2 separate regions of the Homo sapiens genome follow, and region 2 is linked to region 1. Evidence: chromatin loops called from intact Hi-C (ENCODE). Cell type or tissue: heart right ventricle. All regions are shown on one strand. Links, peaks and the distances in the headings refer to the core of each region. The heading gives the core; the rest is flanking DNA. Region 1 overlaps LOC107985447 (a long non-coding RNA gene). Region 2 overlaps TBX15 (T-box transcription factor 15).

What was found. Hi-C counts contacts between places; a loop is a spot of excess contacts. Peaks named below come from ENCODE experiments on the same cell type or tissue, not always from the same donor. Only the 100,000 strongest peaks of a DNase experiment are listed, where the experiment ranks them.
Region 2: a loop joins it to region 1, with 2.4 times the contacts of the local background. A loop is called at or near these places in 1 of 110 quality-filtered maps.

The regions. Positions count from the first base shown.
Region 1 is chr1:118,822,531-118,826,934 of GRCh38, forward strand. All of the region lies in intron 1 of LOC107985447 (a long non-coding RNA gene), which reads right to left. Among named protein-coding and RNA genes, the nearest start is that of TBX15, 160 kb to the right of the region's middle. In heart right ventricle, for the core only: no CTCF peak of the experiment used is centred there; no DNase peak of the experiment used is centred there.
Region 2 is chr1:118,902,915-118,907,318 of GRCh38, forward strand. All of the region lies in intron 6 of TBX15 (T-box transcription factor 15), which reads right to left. Among named protein-coding and RNA genes, the nearest start is that of TBX15, 83 kb to the right of the region's middle. RefSeq lists an enhancer at 3,417-3,822. In heart right ventricle, for the core only: no CTCF peak of the experiment used is centred there; a DNase peak (open chromatin) is centred at 2,457.

The DNA.
Region 1 (4,404 bases), core at 251-4,250:
ACTTTTTTGCTTAAACTCATTTCCAGTTATCTCCCCATAGGATTTTGCCCTAATGTAATCATTTTTATTTCTAAAAGTTTTTAACTGATCCTCTGTCATACTTCTCTTCAATAAAAATGTACCTTAAAATTGAACTTTTAAATTGTGTTTAATTTTCTAAAACTGTAATGTTCAAACTAAGAAATATATGGAAATGTATTTCTTCTTTTTTTTTTTACCGCATGCATATTTATTTATTTGATTGCCAAATCCTACGGCATGCATAGGAAATACCATTTTCTTTTTTTTTCAATAACAGGGTTATCATTTATTATTTTGATTAACTCCTCATTTAGCATTAGGTATATCTCCTAATGCTATCCCTCCCCCCTCCCCCCACCCACAACAGTCCCCGGTGTGTGATGCTCCCCTTCCTGTGTCCATGTGTTCTCATTGTTCAATTCCCACCTATGAGTGAGAACATGCGGTGTTTGGTTTTTTGTCCTTGCGATAGTTTGCCGAGAATGATGGTTTCCAGCTTCATCCATGTCCCTACAAAGGACATGAACTCGTCATTTTTTATGGCTGCATAGTATTCCATGGTGTATATGTGCCACATTTTCTTAATCCAGTCTATCGCTGTTAGACATTTAGGTTGGTTCCAAGTCTTTGCTATTGTGAATAGTGCCGCTATAAACATACGACACACTGAATATTTGTAAGTCTCCCCCCAAACACTTTTTTTTGGTTGGCTTCTTGTCACTCTTCTTTCCCCATTTCTGTCCAAAATATCTTCACACCCACCAAAGAGGCCCACGTTTATAACCAATTTGTATTCATTTGCTTTTTTACTAGCATCATATAATTTTATGAGGCATATATACGCATACACACATATAAGAAAATCTTTTGAACATTGTTTTAACAAAAATGGAATAATACCATCTACATTTTTTTCCTACATCTTGTTTTTTATCACACAATTCTTTATTTTAAAAAAAAGCCTCCAAGTAAACTGGCGTATCTTTAATTTTTTCCTTTTTATTACACAATTTACCCATTTGTGAATACATGACTCATTTAATCACACCTATAAGGGTGGCCATTTGTTTTGTTTCCGTATTTTGCTCATACTAACATCACTGCAATAAATACAATCTATCCTGATAGGATAGATTCCTGGAACTGAAATTTTTAGGTAAAAGAGTTTATGTATTTTTATTTTAACTTCTGAAAAAAAGCCATAATGCTTCTACTACAAAAGACTGTCTTTTTTCATACATCTTGTTCAGCAATTCTTATTATAGTTCTTTTAAAATTGTGCCTATCCAGTGGTCTAAATGTAATATCTCATCATTATTTGATATTATGTATTATGATATATATGTAATATATCATATTACATTACAGTAGTCAGTTTCTCTGACTACTAGTAAATTTTGGCATCCTTTCATAGGTTTGTAGAAATTTGGATTTACTCTTAATTATTTGAATTTTTAAGGGTGAAAAGTTGAAGTATATAAAAAATACAAAAGTTAATGTAAGAGACACCAATGTACCCACCCTTTAGATTTAATACTTTAACATTTTGTTTTATTTGCCTTAGAGTCTTTAAATAAATACAATGTTGCAAATATGGCTGACAAGTCCCCCTCTCCTACCAATCTTACTATATCCCATGCATTTTTATTCCTTATAGGAAATAACCAATAACTTGAAGTTGATATGTATTCTTCTTTTCAGTGTTTGCATACTTTTTGATCACTCTGCTTGTCGGAATTACACCTTCTATCACTATTCCTTTAGTAGTTACCTTGCACTTTTAACTTGTATATTTGACATAACAAAATTGAAAATCACTATCTCTGTCCCCCAGAAAGATGCAGGACTCTAAAGTACCTTAACTATGATATCTTCCTCCCATATTTTGTATTTTTTTTTTTACAATTCGTGCTTGCTTACATCTATCCACTTTTTTTTATGGGCCCAGCACACTTCCGTTGCTATCTTATCTACTAAAAAAAAAAAAAAAGACTACATACATACCAACGTTTTTGCATTCTGTTCTTTGTACACCTTTGCCTTCCATCTGGGTCCCTTTTTTTCTGAAGAAATGTCTTCAGAAATTCTTTTAGCGAGACCTGTGAATGGTCAATACTCACTCTTGAATAAGACTAGAATTCTAGGTTGACAATATTTCTTCTTTGGCCTCCGGCTACATTTAATTTTTGTTTTATTCTTTGTTATACTAAAAGTTATGAATATGTTATACTAAAAGGTATGAATATATTTTTCTTGGTCTTGTTCAAGTCTCATTGTGCTTCTTCAAACAGGAGTTCACAACTGAAATTTTTATATCTCAGCTATGATATAATCTTTAAATATTACCTTTTTCTTAGTCTCTCCATTTTTTCTGTTTGTAGCTCCTATTAGATATATATTATCCCTTTAATTCTAACCTCCATGATTCTTAATTTCTCATTCATATTTTCTATCCTGTTATGTACCGAGGCTACATTCTGGGCATTGTCTTCATCTCTACTCTTCCAGGTACTAGCCTTACGCAGGGATTTGCATTCTAGCTCCTCCCATTTATATGTCTACACCTATGTCTCCTGTTGTCTTAACAGTATTCAAATTTTGGCTTCTAGTTTCTTGGGCCTATATCTTAGTCCAGTATTCTGCTGCACTTTCAATAGGTTGATGCACGTCAATATAAACAAAGTAGAGATATGGGACAGGATGGGCCAGAATGGTAACAAGCCTCAAAATCATGTCAAGTGGAGGGTTTGTTTATCCAAAAACAAATCTTTATTTCATTCTTACTCTTGAATAATAACACTTTTACTGGGTAAAAAAATTCTAGGTTTACATTTTCCTCCTCAGAATTTTAAGGAGTTTCACATGGAGAGACAATTTAATGTAGAAAATATAGGTTATCTTCAAAAATCTGAAGTGTTTGCCTGTAGAAGAATAAATAAAATTTCTGTGTCGCCTGGCAAAATGAAACTAGGGCTACTATGTGTCTGCTACAAGGAATGGCTTCTGTTTCATACAGAGAATTTTCCAACATTCAGATCTGCCAAAGATAGCATGGACACTCTCAAGAGGTACTAAGATGTCCACAGCTACAGAGGTTTTCAAGTTTAAAGAGAATAACTAAAGTAGACAAACATTTGGCACAGGTGTTATAGAAGAGGTTTAAGTAGCACAGATTGTTGAAATAATTGGGTTTTTAAGTTTCTTCTAGAACTTGGAATCTCTAGTTCTTTTGCATCACCTAGATACAACCCCACAGCATTGGCTATGTGCCAACAGTTGTTTAGTGTTTATTGATTAGGTGAAAATTTCTGTACTATTCAGATCTCAAAACCTCAGTGTCTTATAACAACAAACTTTTGTTTGCTCACATTACATGAGGGTTGCAGCTTTGCTGTGGGTTTGTCAGGCTATGCTGAGAATACCTCAGTTTAGGCAGCTCCCTGTGCCTTCTCATTCTGAGACTCAGGTTGAAGGATGAGCCACTAACTGGAGCAAGCTGTTTCCAAAATAGAGGACAGAAGCTCAAAGTGGGTGGGGAGAGCAGAGCCAAACCACACAAGCAAGCACATTTAAACCTTTGAAGGTGGTTTATGTCATCTGCTCATATTTCAAGGCCCAAAGCAAGTTATATAGCCAATCCCAAAGTCAGTGGGGCAGGAAAGTAGATACCTCCTACAGGAAAGCTTAACTAGGGCATAAAGGAGCCAGTGGTATGCTAGAACCAGCTCATACTGGCTTCTAACAACAATTTATTTATTTATTTATTTATTTATTTATTTATTTATTTTGAGATGGCGTTTCGCTCTGTCACCAGGCTAGAGTGCAGTGGTGCGATCTCGGCTCACTGCAACCTCTGCCTCCTGGGTTCAACCAATTCTCCTGCCTCAGCCTCCCGAGTAGCTGGGACTACCAGCACCTTCCACCACACCCTGCTAATTTTTGTATTTTTAGTAGAGGCAGGGTTTCACCATATTGGCCAGGCTGGTCTCGAACTCCTGACCTTATGATCTGCCCGCCTCAGCCTCCCAAAGTGCTAGGATTACAGCCAACAGTCATTTTTTAATTTCAGAGTTTTGGCCAGCTGATTGTTAATCCATTAATATCTTCAACTGGACTTTGATGGAAATTTTCACACCATGGAAGTTGGAAAATGCTACAAATTGAACTTCTCTACCCTCTCCTCACTTCCCCAAGGGTAGTTGTTCAACATTTACCAGCATACCGCTAGAGGGAACCAATAAGTGTAAACAAATAAAACTGGCTACTATTGTTTTCTTGGCAAACAGAGCCTCTGGGAGCCAAGCAGTAGCAATGGATGAACAGCACTTAAAAAATCCTTCAAGGTGTGTCTCTTTTCTACACCCGAAAGGACATAGTGCTGAT
Region 2 (4,404 bases), core at 334-4,333, 80 kb after region 1:
AGTGAATTCATTGTCTAACGGGTGAAAAAAGCAGTCCTAGGTAATGGTATGCCATTAACGTGTTCCACATGGTGAGCCTCTCAGGTCTGCTGAACAGCAGAGACCTGATGTCATCTCTGAGATTTCCAATCAGAGACGGTCAAGTTGGCAAGTGTCCCCCTCTTGCTCATTTTTTCCCTGTTAGCTCCATTGACAACATAGGCCGTATCCAAACCACCTTTGTTCAGTGCTTTGGCTGTAATCACCTCTCCGGTTTCCAGGCCTCTTCTCTTTAGGCTTTTCAGGCTGCTCACTAGCCAAACCAACAGAATGTGCTGAAGAGAAGGAGAAAGAGGAAGAAGAGAAAGCAAGCCAAGGACCTCTTTTGCAAATTGATGATGGCTTGAAATCAATTTATTTGGAAAAATAGTCAGACTACAGAAAAAAACATCCTTGCAACATTTTCAATCCAAAAAAGATGGCAGTATCATTCCTTCAAAGTTCAGCAAATATTTGATAAGTACAACAATAATTATAATAAATTTCATGACCCTACTTGGTAGCACTCCAATGCATATTTCTGCTTTTCTTTTGTCTTGAGATAGGGAGTTGCTTTTTAATGTTTCCTTTGTTTATTTTCTCTTTAGTTCTGACTTCCTTAATTTTTACTCTTCCCCATACTATTTGCTGGTGACACTGGTAACAAAGACAACGTATGCTATAGGTTGATAAGGCCATTGGTCTTCTCAGTAGAAGATGGAAAAGGACTAAGGGAAGCCTACTGAGACAGAGGTCTTGAAGTAATAAGAGAATTATCCAACCAGAAAAAAATACTTATAATACTAAGTTCAGGAAATATAAAGACAGAAAAGACACAGGGTCTCTACCCTTTATGACTGTCTTGTTTTTTAAAAAAGGAACAAGATATAAATGACTAGTTTCTGAACTATGCAGTAAATGTTACACTGAAGGCATGTATGCCAAGATGCCATGGAATATTGGGCAAGAATCACTTAATATACCTGAAAAAGTCAAGGAAGATTCCACAAAAGGCCAGTTATTTAAGCTTACTATTAAAGAGTAATCAGCAGTTTTCCATCCAGAAAAGAGTCAGTAAAAGTTTTTCTAGTAGACTTAACAGTATGTGCAAAGACTTGGAGGTATGCAAGAGAAGGCATGTTTTGGGGACATAGTTCAGGGTGACTGGAGCCTAGGGTACAGAATGGGAGAAGGGCAGTAGACACCATGAGCATTTATTCCATGACAGGTGCTTAGATTTTGTCCCATGGGTGGTGCTATGCCTCTGATCCCCTTTCTTTTCCCTTCTAGTATTTGAAAGGACATATAACTAGAATATACTGTTCCTTCAGATATAATTATCACATCTCAACATTCATAGATTTTCTTGCTTGGTTTAGGTAAGGCCAAACCTTCCATACTTCTTTCTCCTTCACTGGATCTGAAATAGAATTACTCAGATCAAAATATCCAGATTACTCAGGAATGTTATTGTCCAGGGATATTCTAAAAGACCTCCCAGCAGAGGTGTGCAAATTGACTAAAAACCTAACCATCATTCAAAACTTGGTGTTAAATAGTACCATAAGTATATCTACATGATGAAGTAGCTGTCATTAATGTGCCTTGCAATGGTTTGGGAGAACAAGTGTCCAATGGACAGATGCCTGGAGTTGAGTTAAAATTGCTCCTTACCAAGTGATTCCCAACTTAAGAACCCTGTCCTCCCTTGGAGTATGAATCAGCAGTAATGGCAGTCCATAAAGAGTTTTCATTGACTCAATAAGTGTAGTAATAACCCATGATCATACAAAGTTGGCTAACTAGAATATTAAGTTTCTTTGCATTTGACTGAAATTGTCTAACTTTAATTCAGTAATGCTAAAATCACATGAGGGACAAAATAGCATAATGGTTAAGAGCACAGGCTCTGGGGCTAGATTACCTGGCTTCAAACTGCTACCCTGCTGACTATTAGTACAACCTTTGCCAAGTTATATAACCTCTTCATTTCTAAGTCTGCCTATCTGTAAAATGGAGATAATCATAATACTTCCTCCTAACTGTGATTTAATAAATGCAGACTGATTAAAGACAAAATGTATCAAAAAAAGAGAGAAAACATAATGAAAGTTTGAGGACCATTGGTCTAACTCAAGCAAAAGAATTACAATCATTCTCCTCAGACTGTAACCTATAATAGAAGAATATACTCTTACTTCACTGAAATCCAAAGTTCTGTCAGCCCTCTGGCTCTGGATTAAATGTGGAGGGAGCTGTATGGTACCTAATTCCATTTTTCGTTGTCTTCTCAAAGAAACAAAAACGTGTCCCTCAAGTCCCTCTAGGCCTCATTATCTTGCAGATATTTCAGACTCCAATATGTTAGCCATTAAAAAGACGTCTCTCTGTTCGATGACACCATCCCTGGGCAAAAGCCACAGATAACAAAATGATCGCCAATTTTCTCTGGCAAGGCCACACAGCCAAGAGGACAATGGTGGAAAAGGCTCATGACAAGGGAGGGCGAACAAATAAGGCAGAAAAAATGTTAAGTACTGGATAAAAGACTACAAGCCAAAGAATATGATAAACAGCTATGGCCTGCATGAAAAGCAGGAGTCCAGCTGGATCATCTGCCAGAATCCAGCACAGGGCCAGCTACCTTGAATTGTAGATGCAGTAGTGCCTGCTGGAGTGTCCAGCACTGATTACTTCCATAGATCTGCTAAATGGCATAAGCCACCCATGCCAGGGATAACAAAAGGGTTTGCAAAATTTTGGGGGGCTGGTAAGAGTGCCAGGAAAGAGTAGAAAGAGATTGGCTGGACAAATATACCCAATGGCTTTAGGGAAACCAAATGAAAATATAGAAATTGAAAGTGAGATAGACACTTGAGATGTCATGCTGGTTGAATTAAAGACAAGTGGTCAGTTCACTGGCTCTAAGCTCACTACATGAGTCTTCAGGAGTGACAGGGAGCCAGAGGTGGACAAAGATACAATTTCTGTTAACTAGCAAGCTATGCCTAGCAGAAGAGAGTGAAACCATTCTCTGTACACTGTCATTAGCTGGATTTACAAATTCTGAAAGCTAATACCTCATGGTGTTCAGTCTTACCATCAGTAAAATGGGAAATAGTGCATTGACGTCATCAACTTGGAGATAAAAATGGACAACTTGGACCACAGATACTCTGTGAAATAATTGTTACTATTGCTTGTATACTTATGATTTGAATGGCTAACAATAAATATATGAGGTTAAACTGTATGAAATTGCTAGCATTTTGCCATTTTTGACCTATAAATACAGTAATTTTCTATGTTTAACTTAATAGATAAAGGTATAGATAAGATTTGAGTTACTTGGTTATAATAGAGAGCTCTATTAGCAAATTTTAACGGAGATCCTCTGTATACCCTTTCTCCTCCCACCCCCAATGACAAGTTGTTTCAGATTTCAGCAAAAACAAACTGGCCCTGGGATTAATTTCTAGCCTACTTTTCCTCGTCCCTTCTTTTCCTTCTGCTAATATTAGGCACTTTGATTCCTCATCTTACATTCCACCTTCCATTGGGTGTTGTGAGAAGGGGCTGGCCCTCCAACAGGGGACGCCTATTTGTGCCCAAGAGAGGTGGTTCTTTATAAACATGGCCATGGGACAGCAGCTGCTGAAGAGGGGGTCATGGGAAAGTTCTTTACTCCCAGATATTTTCTCCACCTCCCCTAGACAGAAATTATTTCTCTCAGGTTAAGTATCAACCTCATTAAACATTCTCTTTCAGTGAGCAAATATATCCATTCCCGTAATGCAGTGAGTGGCACCAGTCTTAGATCAGCATCCTCTGACATGTTATGTAAAAGGACACTAGGCACCAAGAAGGACTGCCACCAGCCACATTCCCAGCAAACAGCACTGCTGGCTGCAAACACTCCAAGAATGAACTGAGACTCAGATTTCTTCTTGCACCTCATCCTGCAAGCCCTATTGTTTCTTCAGTGAGGGGCAATTCATTAAAACTACTTACCCATATAAAACAACTTCCTTGTGATACAGAGCCTGCCACTGGCTCCTTTCTGACAGTTTCTAAGTTATAGAATTTGAGTTTCTGGCTCAGGCTTCCAATGGTGGATTCGAAAGAGAAAAACATACCCTCCTAAAAAGTTGTACCAATTCCCTGGGCTACAGAAGGGCCATTCCACTTGGGCCCTATCATGGGACCAACAGCAGTGGCTTTGGGGTGCCATACCAGCTGGAAATATCTGGAGGAAACTGTGTCAGATGGGACAGTCCCACCTGCAGCTGTACTAGATGCAATGGAGGCTAGGAGTAAGGGTAAAGCCCAAGGTCACAGACAGGATGAAGGCTCCGTCAGAGGAAATCCCAGAGTCTTTCACTCCAT